Regions from separate parts of the Homo sapiens genome. Here region 1 is linked to region 2. Evidence: chromatin loops called from intact Hi-C (ENCODE). Cell type or tissue: endothelial cell of umbilical vein. All regions are shown on one strand. Links, peaks and the distances in the headings refer to the core of each region. The heading gives the core; the rest is flanking DNA. Region 1 overlaps MXD1 (MAX dimerization protein 1). Region 2 overlaps PCBP1-AS1 (PCBP1 antisense RNA 1).

The links. Hi-C counts contacts between places; a loop is a spot of excess contacts. Peaks named below come from ENCODE experiments on the same cell type or tissue, not always from the same donor. Only the 100,000 strongest peaks of a DNase experiment are listed, where the experiment ranks them.
Region 1: a loop joins it to region 2, with 2.4 times the contacts of the local background. A loop is called at or near these places in 5 of 110 quality-filtered maps.

The regions. Positions count from the first base shown.
Region 1 is chr2:69,942,834-69,951,163 of GRCh38, forward strand. It overlaps MXD1 (MAX dimerization protein 1), which reads left to right. Exons shown (of 6, transcript NM_002357.4): 6 at 1-112. It also overlaps a transcript of ASPRV1 not described here. Among named protein-coding and RNA genes, the nearest start is that of ASPRV1, 15 kb to the right of the region's middle. RefSeq lists an enhancer at 3,650-4,849. In endothelial cell of umbilical vein, for the core only: no CTCF peak of the experiment used is centred there; no DNase peak of the experiment used is centred there; H3K27ac peaks cover 1,341 bases.
Region 2 is chr2:69,997,919-70,006,248 of GRCh38, forward strand. All of the region lies in intron 7 of PCBP1-AS1 (PCBP1 antisense RNA 1), which reads right to left. It also overlaps a transcript of ASPRV1 not described here. Among named protein-coding and RNA genes, the nearest start is that of ASPRV1, 40 kb to the left of the region's middle. In endothelial cell of umbilical vein, for the core only: no CTCF peak of the experiment used is centred there; no DNase peak of the experiment used is centred there.

The DNA.
Region 1 (8,330 bases), core at 83-8,082, 55 kb before region 2:
AGCACATGCATTTTTAGAAACTACTACATGTTTTAGAGAATCTTTGCTGTGTATATGTAAACTGTATTGTTCAACTGTTAACAAATAATAAATTATTTCATTATTAAAGAAATTTTGGTCTTTCTGATGTTTTGTATCACAATTTACCCTTTCGTGGTTGTCCTTGCAGAACTGCGTTCATCAGATTTCTTTTTTTCTTTTAATTTAAGGGAAACTTCACTAGCTAAAAGTTTTCAGCCCTTGGAGCCTGTGATGAGGATTGAGATTGTGTGGCTCCAGTTGAGCCCATTTGTTGATCAGAATTAGCCACAGTCCCACCCTCTCCACTGCCCCATCATCCCACCTACTGGTTTCACCTGCTCGTTGACTCATTCTTGGCTGACTTGCCCTTTGTTTTGGGTGCCTCTAATGATGCAGGCTGTAAGCACTGCCAAGACTTCTGCATCTTTTGAGCAGCCTGTAGCCTGCTGGGAAAGATATGCACACAATTTAATGCAGTGTAATTAGTTGTGGAATAAAGTTGTGTGGGAAAGCTCCATGAGAAGTTAGAGGTGGTGCATTCGAGCTGGGCCCTGGAGGAGGAGTGAGTGTTTGCTGGGAAAGGAGCATTGCTGGGAAGGAGAACATCCAGGGCAGTGAGGCAGGTGCTCAGGCAGAGTCCAGCTTCGTGGGGCTGCGGTGTGGCCTGGACCTGGGGCATGTCAAAGGAAAGACCTTGTGGATTGCACAACTCACTGAGAGGAGAGAGGCATTGGCTGAGGATGTCCGTTCCTTTACATACTAACCCATCTGGTTAGTATACATTTATTCATTCACTGAACAAATACGGCTTGAGTACCTGCTCCATATCAGGCTCCGTCCTAGAGGTGAGGACACATCTAAGAACAGCACACAAACCCCTGCCTCATGCTGCCACCTTTCCAGCGTGAGTCTCATTGGCGCTCAAGTCCTCATCATGGCAAGTTCGCCAAGTGCAGTCTGTCTTCCTGTTTTTGTTACACCAGGAGAGCACTTTTTCGGAGTCAAGAGGAGGAAAAAGTTGTCTTTCTCCTTGTTGACCAATGACTTCTTGTTCTAAAAACCACCTAAAATTTTTGAAAGGTTTTTAAGTTAACTGCATTGGCATTCTGCCTGCAGGTCTGATGAAAAAGGAACTTCCTGGTACTTCTACTTTGGAAAGTGGCCTGCCTTGTCTGCTTTCTCCAAAGAGTAGGGGTGGCAGCTGGGCCCTTTTAGGATGTGAGATTCTAGGATCCATCACTGTGGACAAGCCCCAAATGGAACCCACCTAATAGTGCATTGGTCACAACCTCAACAAAAGCTACGTTCTCTAAAGCATCAGGATCCCTTGTTTACTGTGGTTGCGGAGAGGAAGCTTTGAACTGTAGATAATTAGAAAGACAGCTTTCACATAAAATAGCCTCCCCCACAAGATGACAAATCTTATTTCCGAAGTTTCCTGACTTGTTCACAGTAGCTGGATGAAAAAATGTCACTTGTTATGCTGTATGGGCCCATGTCATAACGAGGGTCAGCCCACATTTACTGAGTGCTAAGGGCTGGGTGCGCCACTGCAGGGCCTCCGTGAACCTTCACATTGGCCCCGGGAGGGGAGCGCTAGCATTATCCAAACTTCACAGGTAAGGAAGCTGAGGGAGAGAGAAGTGAGGCATTTTGCCCCAAACCCACAGAGCTAGTGAGGGGTGGGACTGGAAGCGTCAGCAGCCGGGCTGCTGAGCCCCACACTCCCTTGCCCCAATTTTTGCAAGAGCTGTGCCAAATTGTCATCAGTCTTCCATATACGGCATCTTTTCCTTTTTAAGCCTTTGAACGAGGCTACCTATTTTCTTTGGAGGGGACCTTATATTCCAGACAGTGGAGCAGAAAAATGGGAATTCACAATACAATTACTAGGCCATGGCTGTCCTCTCAATCTCAACTTCCCTCTGTGCCTATTGTGAAGAAGGACCCCCCCTCCTCTACTGCTGATCCTCCTGGGGATCTAGTGGGAATAAACCAGCATGCTCTCAAAGGAAGACACTCTCTCTATCCCATGTCGTCTTGGTGGCGAACCCCGTGACATCACTTATTTATTCAACCAGTATTTACCGTACATGACTTCTACTTAGGCCCTGGAGTCCCCATTACCCAGTGCAGCTTTGACTCACCTCTTCGATGTCACTATGACCTAGATGAGGAGGGCCACACCAAGGCTCTCTGCCAAGAGACTATGGAAGGCCCATTGCCCACTTAGGCCTTCCCATCAATAAAGGACACGTAGGCCTGTCGTCCCAGCTGCTCTGGAGGCTGAGATGGGAGGATGGGCGCCCAGGAGGTCGAAGCTTCTTTGAGCTATGATTGTACCACTACACTCCAGCCTGGGCGACAGAGAGAGACCCTGTCTCAAAAAACTAAAACTAGAAAAACAAACCCTCGTAATCTGCACATGCACCCCCTGAATCTAAAATAAAAGTTGGAATTATTTTAAAATATATATAAAAGTAAAGGACATTCAGCTTCCAGTGGCCAAGGGTCCCACAGGCAGGGTCTCTGCAGGAAGTATTGTTCAGGGCTCAGCCCAAACTGGGTGGCGAGGCAGCTCCCTGCCCACTCTGTTCCATGCAGAATTCTGGAGTCATTGCCTCTGCGAGTGTCCTTGTGGAGACTAGATGAGGTAGATGTGGCTGCTGGCTGCTGGCTGGGTTGAACATGTTGCCCAGAGGAAAGGGAAGCTTTGTGTTGGGACAGAGTGACTAACCCACTTTCAGGCAGACGGCAGGGCAGGCTCTAACTGGCTGAAGCTTCCGGGAGCCTCCCCGGCTGTGGGTGAAGGCAGCGTGTCTGGTGAAGGCAGGCTAGGGATGTAATGGGACAGGCGAACCATCTTATCCAAAGGGATGACCACAGGAAGAGCCAGGACGGAGGCCAAGGGCATGCACCTGAGGCCAGGTCTGAGCGGGTGGACTGGGGGTATTGGAGCTAGAGAGGCCCACTCAGGCCCTGGAGAAAAGGGCAGGGGCTTTTCTAGGATGCTCTTGGCCTTGCCTGGGGGCAGAGGTGAGGAAGACAGTCAACGCAGGGAGCTCTGTGTCAGAAATACGTCTGCCTTCAAAGAAAGCAGCCATCCTGGAGGAGAAGGCACCTGGGAGGGCCTTAGGGATAGGGGAAAGAGAGAAAGGCACTGGCCAACCAACACCATTGGCCAGCCAGACAGCCGGGCTGGGTGACACCTGGAGATAGCCCCCAGCCATGCACAGGGACCAGTGGGCGTGGGAGAACCAGTATCTGTTTAGTTACAAGCAGAACATCCAACACACTCGCCTTGCCACGCTGATACTGTCATCCCCCAGAAGGCGGAAAAAACCATTGCTGTGAAGCATTCGAGCCAGTAATGACCAACAGAGACCAATAGGCTGGCCAAGTGGAAATAGAAACTCAGGGGGAGTGCCCATGTCCCCTAGGTACCCCGGAAGGTGGTCCTGGGTGATGGTCACGTGCACAGACTCTGGTCAAATGGAGCTAAGGGTCGATGCCAACTCCACCCTTAACACCCTCGGTGACCCCAGGCAAGTATCTGGGACTCTGCTGACCCGGTCTGTAGAGTGAGGATAATAACAGCATGTACTTCCCAGGGCTGCTAGGGGGATTAAGTAAGGTAAAGTATGCAAACAGCTTTTCCCCATGCCTGACATGCAGAAAGCATTCAGTACATATGAGCAATTATAATCATTTTCCCAGCCAAGGAGAGAACGTTCGAACACTGTCTGGCATGTGACTTGGATTTTCAGAATACAAAATTCCAACACTCAGAGAAGAAATAAGCTTGGAAGGGAAAATTACATTAGAGGGTGGGGAAGTGTTCAAATATGTCATTCTGACTGTGCTGTTTAGACAACAAACAGTAGGCAGGAAGTGGTTAAACCGAAAGGGGGAGCAGAGGGTGACTCAGGGACAGAATGTGGGCATTGACAGTGGAGGGGTGGCTATTTTCCAGGTAGTATCTCACCTATGTGCTGTTCGGAAGGTCAAAACGACCCTAAGACCCCGCCAGCCCTACAGGGCAGTTCCTCTCATAGAGAGACCAGATCATACAGAGGTGGCTCAGAGAGAGAGACAGAGGGAAGCCCTTGCTAAAATGCCCATATGTTGCAAGTATCTCATCAGAAGAGGCCAAATGACTTCAGTTCCCGCATTCACACGTACCTTTGCACTGCAAATTCAGAACAACCGTAGGTAGAGCTCTACCCAGACGGGGACAACTCCACACTTCAAGTATGACCTCTGAGCAACTGCAGAGGTTGTGATGATTCTTGGCTACTTTGCAGTTAATAACTTTGGTCAAAGAAGCTACCAGTCAATGCAGACTAGCACAGGGCATGGAACAGTGTGTGGCCCAGAAGAGGTATCAGTGGAAGAGTAAAGAGATAATCAGGATGGAACCTGGCCCTGCTTTCTTGTCACCACACTTTATAATGTTAGGGAAAAGTATTCTTTTGGAACTCATTGCAGCAATCCCATTGCTTTCCCCTGAAAAACAGGTGTGTTTACCTCAGGGAAACAGTGAATCATGCAACAGATCATCTTTCTCTTCTCCCTTTGGCTGTCAGGAAACTCAGAGCCAAATTCACACTTCACCTTTAGTAATTTTGTGAGAACCTGTAATGTGCATGTTTGTGACCCAGTTTCCCCTTAGTCTCTTCTCTGGCCTTGGCTTTTACTCAACATCTTTCCTATTTTAGTATTTGTAATTTTGGAAGTTACTTCCGATCCACCTTTGTAGAGAACAAGAGGATACTGCCATGCGGAATCACAGTGTAAAATAAAAAATGCTTTTGCAAGCAGACGGAAGTGAGGTTGACTAAGCAGGAGTGAGGTTATTGGGGTCAAGGGTGTGGAGAGGGAAGGTGAATGTGAGGGGTTTTTGGTTTTTTTGTTTGTTTGTTTGGTTATGGAAACAAACTTGCCAAGGACTAGGAGGGTGGTGCCCCAGGGCTGGAAATAATCCCTCCTGTCTAGAAGAACTGGGGCTCCTTTGGGGATATCCGCAGAGGCCAGAGGCAGTGGCAGTGCTGACCTGGGTCTGATTCCCCTGCCAGAAACAGGAAGGAATGCCACCCTTTCTCCTCAACTGGAGAAAGTTCGTTGGATTGCAAGTAAATGAGAATAGTGGTTCTATGGAACTAGCTTTGAATCGGATGTTACAGATTTTTTAGGAGTAAGCCAGAGAGACAGAGGGAGACCCCGTCTCTCAAAAAAAAAAAAAAATTAGCCGAGGTAGTGGCCTGTGCCTGTGGTCCCAGCTACCTGGGAGGCTGAGGCAGGAGAATTGCTTGAGCCCAGGGAGGTGGAGGCTGCAGTGAGTCACGATTGCACCACCGCACTCCAGCCCGGGCCACAGAGTGAGACCCTGTCTCAAACAAACAATCAAAATTAATCGCTTGCAAATTTCAGTATTTTATTACACCATCCTCGGCCCCACCAAGGTTTGATTAGCAGAGACAGGTCACGGCAGGAAGCTGTCCAGCGGCATGAAGGGGACACTGTCCTCAGCCTGTTCCACTCAACGTCAATACATCCATTTGCAGTCGGGTATGGATGGCACATTCTCTACATCTAGGGATGACCCCGTGGTTGCCAGATGGCACTGAGGGCCTGACAGAACCAGGATCCAAAAGTGCTTGACAGGCCGCAGTGGGGGCAGCTTGGACCAGATGCCTTTAGGAGGGATCAGTGGAGGCTCCGGGCTGGCTGGGAAGGCTTGCAGCCACGGAGGGCGGTGCTGAATACCGCAGCTCGCCCTGGAGGAAAGGGGGCTGGCTGCTCCTACAGAGTGGAGCCCTTTGGTCTCAGGAAGAGGCCCCGAGGGAGGGGGCTGCCCTGCCTCCGGGGCCACCGGACCCCACGGAAGCCTCCGAGGTCCTCTCCCTGTCTCCCGCTCTGCCCACGCCCCCCGCCTCCCCTGTAAATCCTGCCCTCCCGCGAATGCCGTCCGGCTGACAGCACTCAGGCCTCCCCCGCGGCGGGTCCCCACCTGATCAGGCCCTGTCTACACCCCACCCCTCTCCTCACTCTTCCCTGGACACCTGGGGGCCCCCACTTGGGGAGCCTGCCTGGCCGCTCCCCCCGGCACCTCGCGGCGGACTGCGCTTCACTCAGGTCTCAGTGCAAACGTCCCCGTGTCCTTGAGGACCCCCGACTCCACCTGTATAAAATCGCAGCTCCCTGGTCACTTTCTATCCGCTGTCCGCGCAGTGATGCATTTCACTTTCTCTTATCACCACATGACACCTTGTATTTTACCTGCTTGATGTTCACACGGACCTCTGCCGGAGCAGACCCTGCAGGCCCCCTGCGGCTCTGACCCAATGCCCAGGACCATGCCTGTGTGTGCTCAGCGATGGCCACTTGGGGATGGATGGGCGAATGAATGAATGAATGAATGAATGAATGAATGAACGAATGAACGAACGAATTAACACTTTTTAAGAGAGACAGAGGAGAACTTTAGGCTCAGAGCTAAGGCAGGACAAGAGTCTCCAGTATCATATGGCCCCAAGCAGAGGTGATGAAACACAGCCAGTGAGGTTTTTACTAATCACTGGCCTTGATCACCATCGGAATTGTACAGTACAGTGAGGGCCACAGAAAATACCCGGGTTTTGGAAAAATCCAGGTGACTGGTTCAAAAACAAAAGCAATTGGACAGAAAACAATTTGGTTGAGAACAAGCTGCAGAGGAAACAATTCAGCCCAAAGGACAATTTGGTCTAAAAGTATACTCCACATTATTTTTCAAAAATTAGAATTTTAATGCAGCATGAAGGTGAATTGCATCGTTTTGTGCCTTTTCAAGTATTTTGCTTACATTTCGGCATATTTAGTTTTACCCTGGGCTTTAAATTTCTAGTTAATTTTTTAGTTAACTATTTTCATTCTGTTCATTTTTAATGTTTTTTATCATGATTTGGCACATGCATATGTATTTGTTTGTTTGTTTCTTGAGACAGAGTCTCACTCTTTCGTCCAGGCTGGAGTGCAATGGCACGATCTCAGCTCACTGCAACCTCCGCCTCCCGGGTTCAAGCGATTCTCTTGCCTCAGCCTCCCGAGTAGCTGGGATTACAGGCGTCTGCCACCGTACCAAGCTAATTTTTGTATTTTTAGTAGGGATGGGGTTTCACTATATTGGCCAGGCTGGTCTCGAACTCCTGACCTCAGGTGATCCACCTGCCTCAGCCTCCCAAAGTGCTAGGATTACAGGCATGAGCCACTACACCCGGCCAGCACATATAGATGTAAAAGTGCATAAAACATAAAGGTGCTGTTTAATAGTTATTATAAAGTAAGCACCCAAAAAAACACAACTGGTGAAGAGCCAGGACATCACTGGCCCCCAGGTACACCTGAGTGTCCTTCCCAACACAGCACCCTTTTTAGCCCTGAAGGACACAGCCACCCTGCTGCTGGGGTAACCGTGTCCTTTTTGCCTTTGTCCTCTTGCCTCCTAAGAATGCATCTCTAAGCCTGGGCTTTAGGTTTGACAATCTGTTTGAGAATACTACACAAATGAAATCATATTGTGTATGTTTTGTGTCTGACTTCTTTCATTCAACACTGTGACGTTCGTTTTTCTTGTGTGGTTGCAGTACATTCCTTTTCATTACCATACTGTGAGGTTTATAACAGCAAAATGTTGGAAACAATCTAAATGTTAAAAAATAGGGGAGGCTGGGCGCAGTGGCTCACCCCTGTAATCTCAGCACTTTGGGAGGCCAAGGCGGGTGGATCACTTGAGGTCAGGGGTTCCAGACCAGCCTGGCCAACATGGTGAAAACCTCGCCTCTACTAAACACACAAAAATTAGCCAGGCATGGTGGCTGGCGCCTGTAGTCCCAGCTATTCTGGAGGCTGAGGCTGGAGAATCACTTGAATCCAGGAGGTGGAGTTTGCAGTGAGCTGAGATCACATCACTGCACTCCAGCATGGGCAACAGAGTGGGACTCTGTCTCAAAAATAAATAAATAAATAAATAAATAAATAAATAAATAAATAAATAATAAAAAATAAAATAGGGGATTGGTTTAGTAAAGTATGAAAGTTTACAAAACAGAAATTACCATGTAATCCTATTTTTGTTAAAAGGAAAGAAAGAAAAGGCAAGAACGAGAGAGTGAAAGAGAAAGAATGAAAGAAAATACATTCATATGAGTGTATATAGAGAAAGGTCTGGAAAAATACACCGTGTTTGACCTAAGCAGGGTAAGTGGGTTCAAGGTTCTTATATATGTATATAAAATATGCGAGTGTGTGGCCCAGGCGCAGTGGCTCAT
Region 2 (8,330 bases), core at 104-8,103:
TGCCTCATGTAATCTTCATGACAATGCTATGAGACAGGAGCTGTATTCTACTCCCATTTTACAGTTGTTGAAACTGAGGCATAGAAAGTCTCAGGGCTAGTGAGGGGCAGGACCAGCTCATGACCAGCCTGACTTCTAACCGCTGTGCTCTCCATACCCCTTTATAAAGCCGAAATTCATATGTGGCTCCCCTCCTCACACCATTTCCTGATAGTTCTAGAAAAAAAAAAAAAGCAGTGTGGGGACACATTTATGATTTCCCTCTCCACCCAACCTCCCACCAATAGCTTCTTAACGCTAAAAGAAGTCTCTTGATCAGGGTAGTGGGGACATAGTGAATACCTATGTAAAAATTCACTGAGATGTATGCTTAGGATTTGTGACTTTATGTTTGTCATTCCCCAATAAGAAAAGATCCTTTAAAAAGTCACTTAAAAAAAAAAAGAACCTAGCAAATCTGAAACAGAGAAAAATATGCATCTGCTAAAGAAACTGGGGAAAGGCCATAAAAATGCCAGCAACTGTGAAGAATTCTTTCTGGTGCCGGGCGCAGTGGCTCACGCCTGTAATCCCAGCACTTTGGGAGGCTGAGGCGGGTGGATCACGAGGTCAGATCGAGACCACGGTGAAACCCCGTCTCTACTAAAAATACAAAAAAAAATTAGCCGGGCACGGTGGTGGGCGCCTGTAGTCCCAGCTACTCAGGAGGCTGAGGCAGGAGAATGGCGTGAACCCGGGAGGCGGATCTTGCAGTGAGCAGAGATCACGCCACTGCACTCCAGCCTGGGTGACAGAGCAAGACTCCGTCTCAAAAAAAAAAAAAAAAGATTTCTTTCTGGCAATAACACAGGTAAGAACAGGCTAGGAAAAGATCCCCAGAGCTAACCCGCAGGAAATGCTCGAAAGAAACCAGGCTGGGAGAGGGCACTGGCTAGAGGCAGGGCTCCGGGCATGACTGACAGGAAACCCCAACACAGTGGGCTTGATGGCAGTCAGCAGTCGGGCACAGGCCAAGAGCCATAGCAGTAACAGCAGCAGCGACACAGGGACTCTGAGGGCCCACAGGACTGTCTCTGGGCCAGGGACTGGGGGCTGCCCCAGGTGGAGGTCAATGACAGTGAGTTAACTCCTTAACTTTCACAATTCACAAAAATACTACAGATTCCATCTAGATTAATATTTATTTTATTTTTTGGAAACAGGGTTTCACTACGTAGCCCAGGCTGGAGTGCAGTGGCTAGTCACAGGTGCAATCGCAACGCACTACAGCCTTCAGCTCCTAGGCCTGAGCATTCCTCCTGCCTCCGCCTCCCAGGTAGCTGGGACTCCAGGTGCACACCACTGTGCCCAGCTAGATTAAGATTCAAATTAAAAAAAAAAACTCACTAAAATATTGAGATAATTTGTGTGAATATATTAATATAAATTCTGCAGCGGAAGTATTCCTGAAACTGATATAAAGACAGAAACAATGCCTATAATCCCAGTATTTTGGGAGGCCAAGGAGGGCAGATCACTTGAGCTCAGGAGTTCAACACAAGACTGGCCAACATGGTGAAACCTAGTCTCTACTACAAAAATACAAAAACTAGCCGGTGTGGTGGGGGCATGCCTGTAATCCTGGCTACTCGGCAGGCTAAGGCAGGATAATCACTTGAACACAGGAGGCAGAGGTTTCAGTGAGCTGAAATCGTGCCACTGCACTCCAGCCTGAGTGACAGAGCAAGACTCTGTCTCAAAAAAAAAAAAAAAAAAAAAAAGACAGAAACCAGCCCAGTCCTAGTGATCCAAATACCAGTGACTTATCTGGCCAGGAGCCTCCACACAACAATCCCAAAGGGAATTGTCACGATCTCTGCACCCCACCCCCACCACTCCCCTTCCTACAGTCCCAATCCTGGCTCATCCTCTACCTGCTCACACCCTGCCCTCCTCCGGGTCAGCACCTGTGAGTCACCCCGGGCTCCTCCTCCTTCCTCCCTCTCCCACCCAAGGTCACCACATCTTGGTCCCCTCTCTCATCTGCCTTGAGTTGGCCCCGCTCGCCTCCTCTCTAGCCCTGCCCCACCTTCGGCCTCATCCTGCCACATCTGCACTCTGGCAGGAGCCGCCTCCCTGCTGGCCTCCCTGCTTCGAGTCATGGCCACCTCTAGCCTCATGGTTTGGAAAGCCTATACAGACTACCTTGATTACATGGATATTTTAGATTCATGAATGCTTTAAAAATGAACAAGACTAAATGACAAGTGATAATCTAGGATAAAATATTTGTAATATATGAGAATTGGGCAAGGTGGCTCACACCTGTAATCCCAGCTACTGGGCAGGCTAAGGCAGGAGTATTACTTGAGGCCAGATGTTTGAGGCCAGCCTCGGCAACATAGTGAAACCCTCATCTCCAAAAAAAAAAAAAAAAACCACACACACACACACACACACACGTAATATATGACAGACAAGGAGTTAATAGCCTGAATACATCTTTAAAATAAATAAGAAAAAAATAATATACCACACTAAATAATAATAATAAACTACACAAATGAAGTGGGAAAAATGGAGAAATATATCAATAGAAAACAGAAAACTGACTGGGCTCGGTGGCTCACGCCTGTAATCCCAACACTTTGGGAGGCCGAGGTGGGCGGATTGCTTGGGCTCAGGAACTTGAGACCAGCCTGGCCAACACGGCAAAACCCTGTCTCTACTTAAAATACAAAAACTAGCTGGCTATGGTGGCATGCGCCTATAGTCCCAGTTACTTGGGAAGCTGAGGTGGGGGATCACCTGAGCCCAGGAGGTTGAGGCTGCAGTGAGCTGTGATCACGCCACTGCACTCCAGCCTGGGCAACAGAGCAAGACCCTGCCTCAAAAAAAAAAAAAAAAAAAAAAAAAAAAAGAAAGAAAAAGAAAAGAAAACTAGATAAAGCACATAAGCAGATAATTCATCAGAAAGAATTACCAACGGCTGGCCTGTAAAAGAGTCCAAGTAATAAAAAGAGAAAAGGAAAAGGAAAGCAAACTAAAGCAACAATGATATACTATTTGTTTTTGCTTATCAAATTTGCAAAATTTTCAAAAATGCTAATCCCCAGTGTTGGGAAGGACATAGTGAAGGAGGCACTCTCATAGGATTGGTGACAAGAGCCTAAGTTGATACATCCTTCCTGGAAGGCAATTTGACAATATGTACCAAATCCTTGAAAGTGTGCATACTCCTTGATCTACTCTATTTAACTTTTTAAATTAAAAAAAAAAAATTAAAGTATTGAGATAGTTTGTTTGAATATATTAATATAAACTCTGTAGCAGAAGTCTTTCTGAAACTGACATAAAGACAGAAACCATGCCTATAATCCCAGCACTTTGGGAGGCCGAGGAGGATGAATTACTTGAACTCAGGAGTTCAAGACAAGCCTGGCCAACATGGTGAAACCCTGTCTCTACTAAAAAATACAAAAGTTAGCCAATGTGGTGGTGCATGCCTGTAATCTCAGCTACTTGGGAGGCTAAAGCAGTAGATCCCCTTCTACTTAAGGGGATCAAAATAAGGATGTGGCTGGGGTTGGTGGTTCACACCTATAATCCCAGCACTTTGTGAGGCCGAGGCAGGTGGGTCATCTGAGGTCAGGAGTTCAAGACCAGCCTGACCAACATGGTGACACCCTGTCTCTATTAAAAATACAAAAACATTAGCCAGGCATGGTGGCACATACCTGTAACTCTGGCTACTCAGGAGGCTGAGGCAGGAGAATCGCTTAAGCCCAGGAGATGGAGGTTGCAGTGAGCCAAGATCTCCCCATTGCACCCCAGCCTGAGCAGCAAGAGCGAAACTCCATCTCATAAAAAGAATAATGATAATAATAATAAGGATGTGCACAGAGTCAGAATTATATATAATGGACACAATTGTTAATAACCTAAAGTGGCAATAAGAAGGGATTCGTTAAATCATGGTAAATTCATAGTGAAATATAAGCGATCAATAAAAATTTCATTGACAAGAAAAAATGTTCACAATGTATTGCTAAGTATAAAAAGCGAGTCATAGAACAGACGTACAGTATGAACCCATTTATGTAATAAAATATATATGCACAGAAAAAATATCTTAAAGGATATAACCAAAACCATAGCAATGTGTATCTCTGACAAATATTAGCATGATTTTTAATTTTCTTTTTCTGTTTCCTACTTCTCTTGTAAGAAACATGGCAGTGTGCACTGGCAGAGACCCCGCAGGTAATGCAGACCCCACCATACCCCCACCTTTCCATCTACCTGGTGGGGTTCCCTGTCCAGAGCTACCCTGTGGCTCTGAGCATTGATACCCTTTGTATGAGACATAAATGCTATTTCTTGTGCTGCTGTTTTAACTTTTCAAGCTTAATCTTGCCTCCTCAATTTGCTGTGGTAAGACTGGGTAAGGTTTGTGTCTCACATTTCTTGTGTGTTCTTCACACTGCCTACTACATAGCAAGTTCACAGCAAACAGCCTAAGAAAGAATGTGTCACTTCTGTGCCCAAGATCTCGTGGGCTGGCTGGCCCCACAGGTGTGGCATCTGAAAGAGCTCAGTTCTAGGCCAGCTTGAGGCTGCATGTTGTGGGCTACCTGTCAATCTAGTTCTATGAAGATGCCTATTGTCCTGCTAATTACTGTAGAGTGATGGGGCTGCTTGTTTAAAGCATAGGTTATTGCCCTCACATCCAGAGGCAAAGCCAATCCTGTGGCATCCTGTAATTAATGAGCCCATAGCATTTCTTCCTGCCTCTAGTGCAAAGTTGGCTTTGATCCAAGGGAGCACTTCCCCTCCATCTACAACTTCACATCTTTGCTGTTGGAGGCCTCTTCTGAGAAAGTACCTCCTTTCTTAAACTGGGGGGCTGATCAGAATAGCCCTATGTCCCTGGTGTTTAAAGTCAGCTTCACCAGCTCCCCCTCGTCCTTCTGAGTGATAGAGTATGCTCTTAAGTCCAAGCAAATCTACTATCCAACCAGCTCAGTTTATAGGCCCAGAGGCCAAAAGAACCCTAGAGACCACTGCAGGGGTGACAGACGGTTTGTTCATTCAAATTCAAAAAGTAAATGTTTATAGTTGTCGATAATCTCTGCAATCAGCACTCACTTCAGTTAAATCCTCTGTAGAAAAATGAGTTAAATCCTCTGGAGAGGGAGTCAGAATCAGGAAGAGGCCAGACAACTGCCTCTTTTTCTCCTTGTGTATGTGTGAATGTGTCTGGTGCTCACAAGGTTCTTGAAGGAGTGGACGGAGGAGAGAAGTCCTGAAGTCTTTGCCATGAGCACATGTGAGAGGCTTTATGGAGGCCAAGCCCAGACTTCCATCATGGGGACCTTGGCCAAGGTACTTCACAGCTCTGTGCCTCAGCTTCCTCATCTGTAAAATGGGATGATCATAGAGGACCTGCCTCACAGAGTGGTTGTTAATGGATGTTAAGCACGTAGAACACTGCCCAGCCCAAGGTGAACAGGACACAAGTGTTTGCCACTGTTAACAAAAGCAGAGGGAGCCTTTTGAAAATGTCATCTTTTGAGTCCCCTGAGCACTCTCTTGCTCTCTCTGTGAAGAAAGATTCCACACAGCCTGGCATGAGAGCAAGGTCCCTTCCCAGGTGCTTTAGAAGCCAAAGAAGTGGCTGTAGCTGAGCTGGAAGACAGCTACTGGCCACAGAACATTCCTTTGGAAGCTCTTCTCCAAGCAGCCCACCAAGGGCCTTGGGTGTTGAGAGAGCCCAGCCGGCCATGACGGCTGCCAGAGGCCTAAAACGAGGGTTGTGCTGCGGTTTCAATGTTTCTCCCAGAAAGCATGTGTTGGAAACTTAATTCCCAATGCAAGTGCTGGGATGTGGGGCCTGAGAAGTGATCAGGCCATGGGGCAGAGTGAATGAATGCTATTATCATGGGAGTGGGTTCCTCACAAAAGGACAAATTTGGCTCCCTTTTCTCTCTTCCACTCTTTTCGCCTTTCCACCTTCCACCATGGGCTGACGCAGCAAAGCCCCTCGATCTTGGACTTCCTAGCCTCTAGAACTGTAGGAAGTAAATCTCTGCTCATTATAAATTGCCCAGTCTGTGGTATTCTGTAATAGCAGCACAAAATGGACTAATACAGGGTGTTTGAGAGGAATCCCACACTGGCTTACGGGAGAGCCATCTGCCACAAACGGAGTCTTCTAAGGGTGAGGGTTGGCCAAGGCTCCAATTCTTGGAGGAAAGGTTTCTTTTCTGTAGCCTGAAAGTCTGAGATAGAAAAGCAGAAGAGGAATAGGGACCAACTCCAGATGGAGTCCTTGTTTTTAAGAGGTGGGGTAAGCCAGGCGCGGTGGCTCATGCCTGTAATCCCAGCACTTTGGGAGGCCGAGGCGGGCGGATGACGAGGTCAGGAGATCCAGACCATCCTGGCCAACATGGTAAAACCCCGTCTCTACTAAAATACAAAAAATTAGCCAGGTGCCGTGGCGCACACCTGTAGTCCCAGCTACTCAGCAGGCTGAGGCAGGGGAATCGCTTGAACCTAGGAGGCAGAGGTTGCAGTGAGCTGAGATCGTGCCACTGTACTCCAGCCTGGCAACACAGCAAAACTCCATCTCAAAAAAAAAAAAAAAAAAAAAAAGAAGTGGGGTAATTGAGTGCTAGTCAGTTGGTCTCATGGCAGGACACTACTTCAGACACATCAGTATTTGGTAAGAAGATAGACTACCTGAGTCATTAAGAAACATTCATTTTCTTATATGGTAGAATCTGTTCTTCCCTCTGAACCTAGACTTTCTGAAAGGAAGTTAAACCTCTTCTCGTCTCCTGCTCTATCTCCTCACCTAAGCCTCAGCATTTTCTTGTTCAATCAACAAACATCTTGGTTCCAGGCACTTGAACCAGCCTTGGGCCTCAGGTGAATTGATGTCACTGGTCCCCGTCTGTTGTTACCTGCTCACTGGGGCTCAGAATGCCACTGCCTTTTGTCTATTTTGTTAAATGCTGTACCCCCAGTGTTTAGAATAGTGCCTGGCTCACGGTATGTGCTCAGCAAATAGCTGTTAAATGAATGCATGAAGATGCTGCAGTGTCCATCGCCCTCCCTCAAGCCCATGCCACCCTCACACAGAGAGGTTCCACTATGGTTTCTTATTATTATTATTATTTTGAGTCAGGGTCTCATTCTGTTTCCCAAGCTGGAGTGCAGTGGCAATCGCAGCTCATTGCAGCCTGGACCTCCAGGGCTCAAGCAATCCTCCCACCTCAGCCTCCTGAGTAGCTGGGACTACAGGCACAAGCTACTATACTCTGCTAATTTTTAAACTTTTTGTGGAGACGGGGTTTCCCTATGTTTCCCAGGCTGGTCTTGAACTCCTGGGCTCAGGCAATCTTCCCACCTTGGCCTCCCAAAGTGCTGGGCTTATAGGAGTGAGCCACCATGTGCACCCAGCCTGTGGTTTCTTTTATCAATGTTTTTGTTCCACTTCTACATCCACTTTTATCTAATTCTGTTGTCTTCTTGACACGCATGCCAAATTGTCAATTTTATTTGTCTTAAATGTATTTATTAAAGTTACAGATTTTCTTGTTTTCTAATTCATTAACTTCTTTTATCTTAATTTGCTCCAGTTCCTTCTTGTCAGCTTATTTTTTGTTGTCTTGCTTCTTGAGTGTCCAACTTGCTCAGTTAAATTCTATCTGGTTTAATAATAAAGCATTTAATTCCAAGCATTTTTCTTTGAGAATAGCTGAGCCACATTTAGTAAACTTTGTAGTGTCTTCAACATCCTTAATTTCTCCATAGCTTGTGACTGCATGTAGAGAATGACAATCTATCCCACTACCCACCCCCAAACTTCACTAGCCATTCTCCTGTTCTTTGAGAGGGAAATTCGCATCTACTCATTGTTTATAAAAAGCTTTTTGTAAATACACCTTCAAGCCACTTCCCTTCAACCCAGATACCACCCACCCCTCAGCCCCTGTTTACATAGAGACTCAGGAGCCATGGGGGAGAGCCATGTGCTGGGCACTGTCTGCCCTTCGATAGCCCAGGGTTTCTCAATGTTAGCACTATTGACACTTTGAGCTGGATAATTCTTTGTGGCCAGGCTGTCCTGTGCATTGTAGGATGTTTGGCAGCATCCTGGCCTCTTTCTACCCACTAGATGCCAGTAGAATATGTGCACATGCACATGCCCATGCCCATGTGCGCACACACACATACACCCCAAGTTGTGACGACTAAAAATATCTCCAGACATTGCCAGGTGTCCTGTGCTGGGGCTGGGGGGTAAAACTGTCCCTGTTTGAGAACCACTGATACAGTCCTATAAA